Linked DNA regions of Homo sapiens: region 2 is linked to region 1. A link is a contact called in ENCODE Hi-C or POLR2A ChIA-PET data. All regions are on one chromosome and are shown on one strand. The core of a region is the stretch at or near the end of the contact, and the rest is flanking DNA. Distances in the headings are between cores, read along the strand shown. Region 1 overlaps ELP1 (elongator acetyltransferase complex subunit 1). Region 2 overlaps PALM2AKAP2 (PALM2 and AKAP2 fusion).

Region 1 (7,642 bases), core at 3,433-5,932:
TCAGCATTTATCTCTTGAGAATAATAGGATATTATCTTATATAACCACAACATGATTATTAAATGCCAGAAATTTATCAGTGTTATATTATTATCTAATATAGTTCATATTCAAGTTTACTATTTCCAAATACAAAGATTCTTAATCATATTTGATCACAGGTTTCTAACATTTAAATATTTTGTTACCATTTAATAGTTCAGCATATTTAAAAATTCTAGTGAGAATTAAATATTATATCCAGGTGGTAATTTTGATTGAGTCTACATGACATATTATTAAGAAAACACAGTAAATAGGAGGAGACTCTCTCATCTCTCTCTCCTCACCTTCTTCCAAATGAGGAATTCTATCTAAAATGGAACCCTCACCTTCTAAAATGGAAGGCTTTACGTTGGTTTCTATAATATCCAGTCTGTTATATTTGTATACCTAGAAGGAAAAACACAATAATTTTAGGAAGGAAAACTTCTAGTCACTGGAGAGTTAAGATACTTAGAAAGACATGGATTACTTTCAGAGGTAATCAGAATATTTTCCTGAAAAACAGGCCTCCTACAAGGCAGCCAAGGAAATTCAATTCATTTCAGTAAAAGACAGTAATATTTCAAATTATTATCAAGAATGATAAAAATGATTTTAAAAACACCGCTTTTCCTTAAGCCAGGAACCTGACCTATTTCTACTTATTTCATGAACCTCAGAAGACAAGAGATTCCAACTGACCTGGAATCCCTTGCTTGCTCTCTCTGCTTAGCACCCAACATCCAGAGGATTTACAAGATTCTTACCAGCCTCAAAGCTTCTTCCCAGGCAGCTCCTTCTAACAGCAAGAGCACAGCTTCTTCATAATCCTGACAAGGGAACAGGAAGAAGACAACAAGTGAAGAGAGCATGTCAGATGTCATCACAGCCAACTACAAAACTAACCACAGACCTGCCTCTATCTCCCTGGCCAGGGGAGAACTCCTAGTTCTCAACATCATGCCTATCCTAGAGTTCATGACTCCATAAATATTGATACAAAAGACAAGGAAGGGGTGTAAATCCTGAAAATAATGACAAAACACAAGGTAAGCATCATCTCTCTGCACGCCTGGACATCAAAACCACCAGAAACGTCTGTTAGACATGCCCATCTCCCCAGCTTTACTACCAAGTTTGATTTAGCAGGTTTAGGTGGGCTCCAGAATTGTTAACAAGACCACCCTTTGAAAAAATAGTAGACTAGAATAGCAATCTTCTAAATTTTTTTTTGTTCTTTTTTTTTTTTTTTTCTCAGACAGGGTCTCACTCTGTCGCCCAGGCTGGGATGCAGTGGCATAATCACAGCTCACGGCAGCCTTGACTGCCTGGCCCCAAGTGATCCTCCTGCCTCGGTCTCCCATGTAGCTGGGACTACAGGAATATGCCACCACACCCAGCTAATTAAAAAAATGTTTTTAGACAGGGTCTCACTATGTTGTCCAGGTTGGTCTTGAACTCCTAGCCTCAAGCAATCCTCCTGTCTCAATCTGCCAAGCAGCTGGGTTTACAGGCGTTTGCTCATTTCAAAATTGATTTAACTGGCTTTCTGTTGTTGAGCTGCAGGAGTTCCTTACATATTCTGGATATTAAACCTTTATCAGATATAGGATTTGCAAATATCTTCTTCCATTCTATATGCTGTCTTTTCACATTCTTGACAATGTCCTTGATACACAAAAGTTCTTAATTTTTATTAAATCCAATTTATCAATTTATTGATTGTGTTTTTGGTATTAATTCTAACCATCCATTGCCAAATCCAAAGTCATGAAGATTTAGCCCTGTTTTCTTCTAAGAGTTTTATAGTTTCGTTCTGGTTTTGAGACAGGGTCTTGTTCTGTTGTCCAGGCTGAAGTGCAGTGGCGTGAACTCAGCTCACTGCAGTCTCAAACTTACAGGCTCAGGAAATCCTGCCACCTTGGCCTCCCAAGAAGTTGGGACTACAGGTGCACACCGCCATGCCTGGCTAATTGTGTTTTTATTTTTTGTAGAAACAAGGTCTTTCTATGTTACCCAGGCTGGTCTCAAACCCCTGGGCTCAAGTGATTGTCCCACCTCAGCTTCTCAAAGTGCTGGAATCACAGGCATGAACCTCTGTGCCCAGCCTTCAAGAGTTTTACAGTTTTAGCTCTTAAATTTTTGTTGATCCACTTTGAGTGGCCAGCAGTTTTTGAAAACTCGGAAAATACTGAATCTTTTGGAAAAAAAAAAAAAGAATAAACATGAAAGGTCATTAAAAAATTTCCTTAAACAATCATTGATCACTTAAAGCAAAAGCAATAACAAAGTATTATGGAGTGAATACTCTTGTAAGGTTTTTACACTATATATGAAGTAGTATACGATTATCTGAAGATATGGTCAGTTAATGATATTTATTATAAATCCTACAGCAACCACTAAAATACTGAAATGAAGAAGTATAGCTAATAAGCCAACAGTGGAGGTAAAATGGAATTATGAAAAATACTAAATCCAAAGGAAAGCAAAAAAAGAAAAAAACAAGAAACAAAGGATCAATGAAACAAACAAAAAGCAAACAGCAAGACTGTAGGTTTAAATCTAACTATATTGGTAATCACATTCAATGCAAATGTCTAAACCCTCCAATTAAAAGACAGAGATTGTCAAATTAGATTTAAAAAAAAAAAAGAACCAATAATGCTATCAACAAGGAACGCACTTTCAAAATAAAGACTACATTCAGCTAGATTAAAAGTAAAAGGATAGAAAAAGATATGCAATGAAAAGACTAACCAAGAGAAAGCTGGAAGAATTATATTAATAACATTAAAGTCAAATTCAGAATTAGGAATAGTAACAGAGAAAGAAGGATATCAAAATGAATACATCTATAACATACTCATAAACATGTATGCACCTATAACAGAGCTTCAAAATACATTAAGCAAACACTGGTAGAATCAAAGGAGAAATAGACAAATACTGGGAGACTTCAACACTTTCCCAGTCATTGATAGAGCAAGTAGTGAGGAAATCAATAAGGATATAAAAAGCTAGAACAGCATGATCAACCTAATCTAACTGACATTTATAGAACACTCCATCCAATAATAGTAGCTTTCATATTATTTTCAAATACACACACAACATTCTGTAAAACAGACCATATTATAAATTAAAATAAATTATAAATTTAAATTAATAAAATGTATGTTCTCTAATCACAACAAAATTAAAGTAGAAATTAATAACAAAAAGATGGCTGGCAAATCTCCAATATCTGCAAGTTAAACATACTTCTAAATAAGCCAAGGTTCAATAAAGAAATCACAAGGGAAATTAGGAAATGAAAACAAAACATTTCAAAATTTGTATAACATAACTAAAACGGTGCTTGAGGAAAATTATGGCATTATATGCTTAAACTATAAAGTAAGGAATCATCTCAAATCAATAGCTTTAAGCCATCACCTTGGTCAGGCACAGTGGCTTACACATGGAATCCCAGCACTTTGGGAGGCAGAGGTGGAGGGATCACTTGAGGCCAGGAGTTTCAGACCAGCGTGGGCAACTAGTAACACCCCATCTCTACAAAAAAAATTAAAAATTAGCCAGGCATGGTGGCATGCACCTGTAATCCCAACTACTCTGGAGGCTGAGGGGGGAGGACAGCTTGAATGTAGGAGTTTGAGACTGCAGTGAACCATGATCGTGCCACTGCACTCCAGCCTGAGCAAGAGTGGGACCCTGTTTCTTTAAAAAAACAACAACAACAAAAGAAAAAAATAAGAAAAAAATAAAAGTAAGCCATCACCTTAAGAAACTAGAAAAATAAAGAGCAAATAAAATAATAAAATAATAAAAAAAGAATGATATAGAATACAGAAAAATCATAGAGAAAAACAATGAAACAGTTCATTCTTTAATAAGATCAATAAAATTGATAAACCTCTGGCCAGAATAATCAGAAAAAAGAAGACACATCAATATCTAGAATGAAAGACAGGACATCACCATAGACCCTACGGACAGTAAAATAAGAGAATACTATAAACACTTCATACCAATAAATCTGACAATTTAGATGAAATGAACAAATTACTTGAAAGACATAAACTACCAATGCTCATTCCAGAAGACACAGATAAACTTGAATAGGCTAATGTCTACTAAAGTAACTGAACTAATAGTGGAAAAGCTTTCATTAAAGAAAACTCCTGGCCGAGATGGCCTTACTGGTATATTCTACTAAACATTTAAAGAAAAAAATATCTCCCAAGAGCTGGGAGAAAGAGCTGAGCTGTCAGGTGTTGGAGTAGCTGATCAAAGCAACAAGTCAAAAATGAATTAAGCCTTCAGGCATTGCATTGGTATAAGCAAGAGGCTAAAACCAGGGAAAGCACCAACTCTCTCTGTTCCATTTTTTCCCAAGGAACAACTCACTAGTCAAGAGTCAGCTGGATCCACACAGACATGAGGGTTGGTTCACTGTTGAAGGAGCTTGGAAAAAAAGGCTTTAGCAGTTTGATGGATCTTGGGGGTATGGGTGCAAAGGAAGGGGGCTAAGGGTGGAAAAGTACTGGGTAGTGAGTCACAGTGGAAAAAAATGTCAAGGTTTTTCCACTCCTTCTTGCATAAACAGGCCTTGGCAGAGGTGCCTGAAGAAGACCTTGGCCCATGGCCTCAGATAGAGAGACCTAAGAATGAAAGTGCCAGGACTCTCAATGCAAATACTGTTACAAGAGCATGACTAACAGGGGGCCCTGAGTCCTTGACTGCAACTCCCTTTAGAAACTGTAATGCATTGGCAGTACGCCAAGTCTGGTGTAGGGAGGGCAGCTTTTCCCCATGTGGCCTCCTAGGTAAAGTCTGTAATTGTTTATGGTCAGGTCTGAAACATCACACATAGGTTTTTAACCATAAGCTAGACTCTCATACCAATTCTACATGAAATCCTCCAGAAAACAGAAGTGTAAAGGACACCACCCCTCATTTTTGTCACCCCTCAATGACAGCAGCATTATCCTGATACCCAAAACATGGCAAAGACACGAAAAAACTACAATATCCCTCATGAACACAAACACAAAAATCCTCAAGAAAATTTTAGTAGATCTAATCTGCCACAAGAGAAAAAGGGTAATAAATCTATAATACCAAGTGGGGTTGAACCCAGAGATGCAAGGTTGGTTTAACAGTAGAAAATCAATCACCTAGTCCCCCATATCACTCGTCTAAAAACAAAACCCTTCATAGTTGAAAATGCATTTGACAAAATTTAACACCCATTCATGATACAAACTCTCAGAACAAGGAACAGAAGGGAATTTCCTCAAACCAAGAGGGCAGGAATTGGCAAATTTTTCCTGTAAAAGATTAGACAGTAAATATAGGCCTTATGGGCCAAACTATCTGTGTCACAACTCTAACTCTGCTGCTGTAGTGTTAAAGCAGCCATACACAAGATGTAAACTAATGAGCATGGCTATGCTCCAATAAAGCTTTATTTACAAAAACAGGTGGCATGCTGGATTTGTCACAGGTTGTAGTTTGCCAACTCTGCAATAGAGAGCATTAAAAAAAAAAAAAAAAGCAAATATCAGGCCAGGCACGGAGGCTCATGCCTGTAATCCCAGCACTTTGGGAGGCTGAGACAGGCGAATTGCTTGAATCCAACAGTTCAAGACCAGCCTGGGCAACATGGCAAAACCCCATCCCTACAAAAAATACAAAAATTAGCCAGGCATGGTGGCATGTTCCTGCAGTCCCAGCTACTCAGGAGGCTGAGGTGGGAGGATCGCTTGAGCCTAGGAGGTCAAGGTTGTAGTGAGCTGAGATCACACCACTGCACTCCAGCCTGGGTGACAGAGCAAGACTCTGTCTCAAAAATAAAATAATATAGAATAAAATTTTAAAAAAGCAAACATGACACTTAATGCTAAAAGACAAGTGAATTTTCTCCAATATCAGGAAAAAGGCAAGGATGTTCACTCTTAACACTTCTATTCAACACCACACTGGAAGCCCTAGAAAATGCAATACAGATAGAAAAAAGTATTGATTGTAAGAAAGACATAAAACTATATTTATAGAAACCATGTTTGTTGATGTAGAAAATCCTAGAGAATACACCCAAGAGCTTCTAGAACTAATAAATGAGTTTAGCAAGGTTGCAGGATACAAGGTCAATTATACAGCCTCCCTGCAAAACACTTCAGCTATATTTCTATATACTAGTAATAAAACATTAGAAAATGAAATTAAAAACTAGTCAAGCCTTGAGATGACTCTAGCCCTGGCCAATACCTTAATTGCAGCCTTGTAAAGGACCCTGAGCCAGAGGCCCCAGCTAAGCCCAGCCAAGATTCTTGGCCCATTGAAAAAGTGGGATAATAGGGTCTGTTGTTTTAAGCTGCCAGCTTTTAAGGTAAGTTGTTACGTAGCAATAGATAATACATCTAGTGTCACAGTAATACACCCAGTGTTGGTGAGTATAGGAGTCACTGAAGCACTCTCACATATCACTGAGGGGAATGCAAAATGATACGGCCACTGCAGATTAGTTCTGCAGCTTCCTAAAAAGTTAAACATCCACTTACCACGGGATGTGGCATTCCTACTCCTGTCCCCATAAAGACCTGCACTAGAATGTTCATGGCTGCGTTATTCATAATAACCCCAAACTGAAAACAATCCAAATGTACATCAACTGGTAAATCAACAAATTCTGACATATACATATAATGGGATACTATTCAGCAATACAAAGGAATAAACTACAACATGGATGCATCTCCAATGCACTATGTGAGTGAAAGGAGCCAGATTAAAAAGACTACATACCATATGGTTCTGTTTATATGAAATTCTAGATAATGTGAAACTTTACTGACTGATCAGTTTGCCAAAGGCTGGCAGTGGAGGGAGAAGGCTGACTGCAAAAGGGGAAGTAGGGAACTTTTGGGGGTGTTAGAAATGTTCTAGATCATGAGTGCAATGGTGGTTACACAGCTACAAACATATGTCCAAATGTACTGAATTCTTCATCTAAAATTGGTGAATTAGCTTTATTATATGTAAATTATACAACTGTACAACACATAATTTTATTGTATGTAAATTACACAAAATAATTTTATGCATTAATCTTCCTTTACAAAGAAAAAAAGATAATGACATCTTATCCATTTAATTAACCCTCGATGTGGTATATCTTTCCAACCCAACCTATCTACCCTTTTAGGTATGTTTCATTCACTGGTATTTTCAATTCAATCACCCAACAAATATTCTCTCCAGGATCTAATTATATAAAATTTTAGTTATCGTCTTTCACTTACTGTTATTACACAAGAGACAATTAAATATTTTTAAAGCACAATTAAGTTACATAAATGTGCTATCAGTAACAACTGTAAAAAACACTCTCTCATCAAAGGTCAAAACTCTACAAGGCAATAATCCCTGGTGTCAACTGTGCACCTGTGTACTGTTAGTCTGTGGCCAGTGTTACTGCAGTTTTATTATTTTCATAATAAATCCTATAATACTACCAAATGCTCATATGGGTACTTATCCTTATAATCTGCTGTACCTCCAGGTCCCTGAGGTAAAAGAGACATTTCCAATAGGGAGAATGAGAGTAAAAGCC
Region 2 (7,696 bases), core at 3,928-6,427, 1.2 Mb after region 1:
TCTAAAATCTTACTGAAAAAGTGAGTACTTCATGGTACTGAACTGACCTGGAATTCTGACTGACTTTCTAGTTCTGCCCGTAAGTTATGCCCTAAATTTTCCAGGTCAATGTAGAGTTCCAGGGAACGAGGTGGACGGAATCTGGAGGCAGAGTTGAGCCAGTGGGTGTTATCAGGCAGGGGGCACTGATAAACACGCCAACTCCCTGTTAGACTTAGTGTAGTGCTGGGGGCCCTATTCTGAGGTGACACTGATGTCTCTACTCAAGGCAAATGCACATCTGTTTTCTTGATGGCAGAGGACTGTTGTTAGCCATGGGATGGTGCAGCCACTTCCTCCAGATATTCCTTGAAATTAGAGCACTCATCTCAGACTTCAGATGCATCTGTCCACTTTGGCATGGACTATAATGTAGCCACTTAAAACATATCTTACAAGGGCCATTAAATAACATAAAAAGTGCTTGTGAAATGATATGAGTAAAAAAAAAGTTGGCACAGAATTGCATTTACTGTCTGGTCTCAATGATATTAAATATGTATTTCTGAGAAGATGACAATGGAATGAAATAAAATATTAACTTTTTTTCTGATTGGAGGGGTAATGAATATTTTTTATTTTCTAAATGTTCTGTGGTGAGCATTTGTTATCACACACAGACACACGCACACATGCACATACCACATGCATGTACACACGCACAAGCACACACCACAGGCTGTCCTGAAAAGTCTGTCTAACTGGAGATTTCTCCAGGGTCTTTCAGATTTTTTGCTGCCTCAATACCCCTGGGATATCAATTCCCTGCTTGTCCCAGGGCCCACCTCTGAATTGCCGAGAAGACAGTGGTAGCTGATTCACATCAATGCTAACTGATTCACCTCAACGCCGCCAGCTCCTGCCTCCCTGCTCAGCCTTGAGCGTGACAGGAGCAGGCCGGGCCTGCTCTGGCTGGGAATGCCGCTGCCCTCCAGCTCCGGCCAGCCAGGGAGGGGCCAGGCCTCTCCGAAGGAGGTTAAAGTCCTTCTTTGTGTGAATGGCCTTTTAGGGAGCAGAGGGAGGGCCCACGGTGACATCACAGTCTTCCGTCAGGAGGCTCAGGAGGAATTTGTCCAGCTTGAGCCAGGGTGCACGCAGGAATCTGTCTGGAAAAAGGCAGTTCTCACTGAGGAGGTTTGAGGCGCGCGCTCTGGGCAGGGTAAGCCAAGTCTGCTGACTTATCTTCGTGTCCTTTTCTTTCTAATTTGAAAGGACAGGGGTCTTTTTTTGAGGCCAGTGTCTTTATGGAGGAGGTTTTCTGAGTGTGTCATGTGCTGTGGAGTCCTTTCTTGCTGGAGAGTAGGCAGCCGAGCTCAGACTGGTGTCTTGCTTCTCTCTCTCTTTTTTTTTTTTTTGCAAATCTTGTAAAACTCTCAGCTTTTGTGCTAAGAGGCAAAGAGGACGCTCAGTCCTGCACATATAGTGCAAAGCTATATGAGTCGTCTGTGGCAGATCACGCTTTGAAGATGGTGCAAGTGTGTCTGTGAGAATCTGTGTGCCCTTTTCCAGAACAAAACCAAGTGACTCGGTGATTCTGTCGCCTCGTTTCTTAGCCATCTAGCATTTGTTCAAGAGACTCAGTCTTGTGGTCTACAGCTAGCCTTCTGTTTCCATGCTGTGGAACTCACCACATTCACAGGGTGGCCTGGGGGAATATGGTTTTGGGGGGAATGTGTGGTGCTTGTCTCTTGGAGGTCCCATGGGTATGGAAGGAGACCCTCGCCAGCTTTGTTCATAGGCACAGAATCATCTGTAGACAGAGGGTTAACCACAAATGCATCTGGCACTGTTTTCTCTTTTCTTGGGGCTCTGCCTCAATATAGTGGATTCTGCTGGTCCACAGTGGTGTTTGGCTTTTGATCTCTGCCATGACCTGCTCACCAGGCGTGAACCCAAGATCTGGAACTATTTTTAAACCAAGAGGGACACAGCAAATTTATAAAGAACTGAAAAACTAGGCTTGCTTTTGTCTTTAGCAGAATCGGTTACCCTAGAAATCTCACCTTGCAGGAGCCAGAGTTCCCTCTGTGGCCTTGAGCTTGGTTTATTCTGGGGTAGGGACTACCTTGCAAAATAATCTCCAGTGAAAAGGGCCTTTGGTGAGAAGAGCCTCCGAGGGCTCCTTGATAGGGCGCTCAGTATCCCTCATTGAGGAAAACATGAAACTCACATCTCTCCTTATTCACGGGAAACCCGGAAGCCTCTCAGTCACTCCTGTAAGAAGTGGGTCTCCAAGTAACGGAAAGAAACAACCCTTTCATCAGCTGCTGCAGAAAAGGCAACAGCAGCTTCCTTCCTTTCCTCCCCTCCCCGCTGCTGACCCCCACCACACACACTGTCTTCAGTTTCTTTCACAGAAAGCCCAAGCTGTAAATATATTCATCAAATAACACCTTAACATTTTCCAGATGTGATTGGAGCCACTGACTTTTCAGCAGGGCTAAGAGGAGGATTGTTCATAGGCTAAGCTATGGTGCTGGGGGAGACTCCGTTCTATGAGAAATTGACCAGTCTCCTTCACTAGGAATGTGGGTCAAGACACAGGGAAGCCTTGTTTCCAGTGAAGGGGTGGGGAGTTCCAGAAGTATTTTCATCCCGTCTTCAGACCTGTACCTGAGGCATAAGACAGAGAGAATAGCAGAACAGTGATTACTCTTTTGACCAATACCGTAGAAGCTCTCAGAAAAAAAGGCTGGACCTGCAGGAGCAGGAACAGGACTCCTGGCCTCCAAAGGGTTGAGTTTTCTTTTTAGAACTGCCCTAGTCACATTGAGCTGTAATGGCTTCATGGCAGGAGATCCATGGAGGCAAACCAAGAAGTGTTTTTAGTATCTGCCCCTTTTAAGGCCCACAGCATTGACCCGAGCCTGCCGGGTCCAAATTTAGCCTGCGTTTGCCCCAGGAGTGCTTGAGGTCTGGAGTCTGGCCGGCTGTCTTCCATCAGCCAGGAGGGGAGGCTCTAGCCTCTTTAGGGAGTGGCTTAGTTCCCAGTTTCCCACAATCAACACGGGCCCCTAGTTCCACAGGCCGGAAGAAGCTCTGCTCGGGGGATGGAAGAGGAAAGCCTGCACAGGACTGGAATGTGGCCCAGGTTATCACCCGGGGCCTCTCCTCTCCTCCACTTCCCGCTTATAGGCTCGGCTTAGAGGCCCAAGTCTAACCCTCGCAGCAAGCAGTTCCCAGACTTTCCTGCTGTCAGTGCCTTCAGGGGAGGGTGGAACGGCCCACTCGGAGTCCCAGCTCCTTCTCCTTCCTGTCGTCGTTAGCAGGGAGGGCCAGAGGAGGTGCAGCCAGCCTGCTTAGAAACTTTGGTGCACCGCGCTTTCTTCAATTCTTTTTGCCCGGCACAGTTTGCGCCGTTGAAGAGGGCTGGAAGTTTATTTCCAGCTATTGCTGCAGCACTTCCTTCTCCTAGTGCTGTTCGTTCTTCTTATGGGAACTGGTACTCACTCCCTCCAAGTCTGTGAGCGTCTTGCTGGGGATGGCGGATCACCTTGGAGCTCTGAGGACCTCGCACGGCCCAGGCTGAGAGCATATAGCTCTGCAGGGTCCCAGGATATGCTTATGGATCCAAGGTAGTGTTGACCTGTTCAACTTCTGTTCCCTTCCTTATGCTTCGGGTTCCCTCGGTTTGGGGAGTTAGCCTCCCCCAGACCTCCTGACTGCAGCTTTGCCTGGTTTGTCCAAAGCTGATGAGGTTCAGCTGATGTGGGCATCTTTTAGGTTTCTGGGCATCATCCACCAGCCAGGTGCACTTCCTTCCATCCCACCCTCACCCCTTCTGCATTTGCCTTCATGCTGGAGACATCCTGACTTAGCCAGAAAGTTAAAAATTTAGGAAGAACCTCTCTAAAGATAGCCACACATAGCTCGTGGAACCAGTTCTTCATCATGATTGTCATTGCGTCCTGCGCACTGAAAACGTGACTTACAAAAGAGAGGCAGGATGAGAAGGGAAAACGGAGATACTCTCTGATTTCACAGCTATGAGGAAGTTTTGTTTTATAGCCATGCCTCTGTTCCTAGGCCAAGAGTGAGTTTATATTTTTGGTGGAACTTATAAATAACTGGATTAAAGGATCGGGTCACCTATTATCTGGAGAAAAGCATTTCTAATTTAAATGTCATGGCTTTAGTAGGAAGTAATCTGGGTTATTCAAAGCAGAGAAACCTGGTTGTACAGCCTGATGTTTGAGTAATTTGGTTCACACTGTGCATTTAGGCTAGGAGCCTAGGAGGTCGAGATGGGTTAGGCACACTGTCGAGCTTTAACAGCCTGAGGATGGTGGGGCAGAGGGGAGGCTGTGAACACAGTGAACATTGTCCTTGTGGTGAAGGACACCTTTCTGCTCTCCGCCTGGGCTCAGGCAGACCTGCTAAGGAAAATGCACTTCCTTAAAGTTATTTCTGTCCATGACATGCCTAGCTGTAGGCCTAGGTACCCTGGGCAGAAAGAACACATGGGTGTCTATGCCCAGTGGGGCAGGGATCAGGGCCCTGCTGTTGTGTTTTCTGTGCAAATGTAAACAGGCTTCTAGAATCTCACTTGTGGTGTTGGTGAAGAGTTGCAGCCTTTTCCCACAGTGTCCATCATAATGACATGGACATGGGATCTTAATATTTTACCTCTGGCAAGTGGCCAGAGGAAACAGAACCCCTTCAGAGACCAGCCCAGAGGGTGAAATCCCCAGACCGTGCAAGAAGTCACATTTCTAGCTGACACGTAGAGCAACAGATACGTCTCCAGAGAGTTAACTCTCCAGGGAGTTCATCTATTTCTGACCAAGACTGAATAAAGAAGGTAAAGGGATCATCGACTTTTAAAGCTAAATTGTGAGTCTCACATCATCTGTAGAGATTCAAGCAAGCAAAAGATCAACCAAAAAGCCAAGCTAACTCTGTTTTGATCCATCCACTCTTCTTACCATTTCCCATGTCATTTTAAAAGCCTCCTAATATTGAGACTCCATTTTGATGTATCAGGATAGAATGAGAAGAACCCACCTTCAAATCCTGGCTAGGGCACTTACTAGGCAGGTGATCTTGGGAAACGTCCCTCTATTTCTCTATACCTCTTATTCTGAAGTTTTAAGACTGAAATAAAATTCATGCCTTTCCCACTTAACAGAGGGCCATTTTTCAAGCATCAGCTGACATATGTATGTGCATGTACTGTGAAATGATAAGCTATTAGACATGTGTCAACCAGAAAATGGGGATGCCACACTTACAGCATGCCCACAGGACAGGCTTGTCAGGGCTGTCTCATTCACTTGTACATTTACTTGGCTAGTTGAGTTGTGGAGATGGACCAGGTTCTGTTTTAACCAATGTGTGACCCCTCCTCTGCTTCCCATGTGACTGGAGCCCCAGGTCTGGGTGGTTCTTGACTGCTCATTCTACTTACTGCATTTCAGGACTTAACTTTTAAGGACATTTTGTGAAATTACTCCCTCTGTTGCAGCACAACTGTATCTTCCTAGTCGTGTTCAGCTTCAACTAAAATTCACATGTAAGGATCTGGGGTTGGGGAAAGATTAGGGAGATTAGAGCTGCCATAGATTCTGACTTTGAGTCTTTCCCGGGCCTTTTTTCTTTCATCTTTTCTTCTTGATTTCTTTTCTTCTAAAAATCTCCTGCTCTTTTCCCAAAAGAAAATCAGTCTGCTGCCAGAAAGAATATAATACCTGTCATTTAAACCTCAGTGTAAAATGGCTTAATAATAGTGAACATTTGCATTAACCGTTTTACAGTTTACATAGTACTTTTAAGTACATTTTCTAACTTAATTCTCAAAACAGATTTGGGAGATATTATTAGTCCTGCTTATGAAGGAGTTCTGTTCTCAGCAGAATTCCATAATTACAAAAAGTCTGGTAGGACTTTTATAGGTAGAGCCAAGAAATGACCCCAGACTCTGGTCTTTGGACGCTAAACTCTGAATTACCACATTTCCTGCATTCTTTAGGTGGAGACATAGGCACCTGTGTTGTAAATTAAGCCACGCTAATTTGCTTTGCAAAACTATTAAACACTTTTTGGTAAATAAAGGCGACTTTAGTTGCAGCCTGGCTACCAGGTTATGTTAAACACAGGTCTCTGGGACCAAATTCTGGCACTCATACAGACTTGAGTTGAATAAACATTTATAAAAAATGCTATGAGGAAATCTCAGCTCCCTAAATTTCTAGATGCTCCAACCCCACCTTGCCTGAAGACAGATGTGGCAACTTTATGAAGACAGGATTCTGTTACCATTTTAGTGGGTGGTAAGCAACCGAAGTCCCCTGAGCCAAAGGCTAGAAACAAGATCGTTTAGTTTTCAAACCTCAAACACCATCCCTAAGGGTGTATAAACCAAAGGGTTCGCTCTATTGGCATATCCCCTTTATGAAAGGGTGAGGAAGATCTCTAATCCACAAATTTGAACACCACCAATTTCACGGATTTCTAACATTCATTATGCTAATTGACAGGCCACTAATTTCACTAATGAAAACCTATTTCTCACCTTAATTATGCCAATTAGCAAAGCTTCAGGGGTTCTTGGGAGTTAAAGGGAGCTAAGTACTGGAGGAAGCCACCTGTGGGGCGTGGGATCTCTCATTGGATCCTAGATGACCATCCCTTGAGTTTATATTCCCATTTAGGATGGTTGTCAGACCCTGGAATGTAATTTAAACTAATTCCAGAAGCACACAGCTGTATTAAATTGCCCCGATCAAGTATGTGAAAGTAAATGGTAGGCATCCTAACCAGCTGTTAACTATTCTAGAATTTAGTGGGAAGGGCAGGTTTCTGTGTCGTGGTATTAGGGCTCTACCTGGAGGGTGAACTGGGCCGATCTAAAAAGCTCCCACAGCCCCTTTGCACCTTAGTTTTTCTCTGACCTTAGAAAACCCAGTTTGATGATTCTTTCATATCCTCCTGTTTTTGCATTGGGGCATAGTTCATTTCAAAAAGGACTTTCCTGGTGATTGAATGAATGTGCATCTTATCTGAATCTGGAATCACGTTCGCCTAATTTGAAGCATGGAGAAAATTCTGGACCTTCTTATCTTCAAAGAGAGCAATAAGCATTTGTTGGTTTAAACAAGACATCATCTGATGATACCAAGCCCAGATTCCTGCCTAATCCGGATAGGTTAGATTTCCAGCCCATTTCCATTTACCTGGTGTAGTTGCCAGTGGCTTTGATTCTATCAGGCCATCATGCATGAAGGCAAATTCTTACTGCTGACAGTGGAACTCAGGAATTCGCTCTTTTGTTATCATTGTTGTCTAACTTTACAAAACCTCAGGACCTCTGGTGCATGATTGTGAATCAGTAATTCAGAGTTGTTTATCTCTTTAAATACTTCCATGCCAATTAGAGGTTAAACCTGCTGCTTCCTGAGTAGATGGAATTGAGTGTCATGAAGAATTTTCTGAATTTATGGGGAAAGGGGGACTGGATGCCATATAGCTCACAAGAAGGAGGGCCTCTTTCCTGTTTACACCCTCCAGTGTCTAGAGGTTTAAAAAAATGTATCGGAAAGGAATCATCCCAAATTACACTGGAACCCCCAAACTTTGACTTTTAACAAGTAACTAGCGTGTGTGTGTGTGTGTGTGTGTGTGTGTGTGTGTGTGTGATGGAGTTTCACTCTTATTGACC

Evidence for each region. A loop is a pair of places that touch in the nucleus more often than their neighbours do. ChIA-PET counts read pairs that join two places held with the same protein, here RNA polymerase II (POLR2A). Pooled maps may share reads with other maps.
Region 2: a loop to region 1 is called in a pooled map, with 4 times the contacts of the local background. The contact joins two enhancer-like sites. A Hi-C loop is called at or near these places in 1 of 50 pooled maps. POLR2A ChIA-PET finds 5 or more read pairs at or near these places in 2 of 52 experiments (HepG2 and MCF 10A).

The regions. Positions count from the first base shown.
Region 1 is chr9:108,881,334-108,888,975 of GRCh38, forward strand. ELP1 (elongator acetyltransferase complex subunit 1) reads right to left here. Exons shown (of 37, transcript NM_003640.5): 30 at 792-854; 31 at 372-432. Among named protein-coding and RNA genes, the nearest start is that of ACTL7A, 23 kb to the left of the region's middle. Within about 2 kb of position 4,683, at least 5 of the 41 ENCODE cell types and tissues checked have a DNase peak (open chromatin) inside an H3K27ac peak, as active enhancers do.
Region 2 is chr9:110,124,399-110,132,094 of GRCh38, forward strand. The region is part of intron 7 of PALM2AKAP2 (PALM2 and AKAP2 fusion); the gene reads left to right. Among named protein-coding and RNA genes, the nearest start is that of C9orf152, 80 kb to the right of the region's middle. RefSeq lists enhancers at 546-1,108, 7,029-7,696. Within about 2 kb of position 5,178, at least 2 of the 41 ENCODE cell types and tissues checked have a DNase peak (open chromatin) inside an H3K27ac peak, as active enhancers do.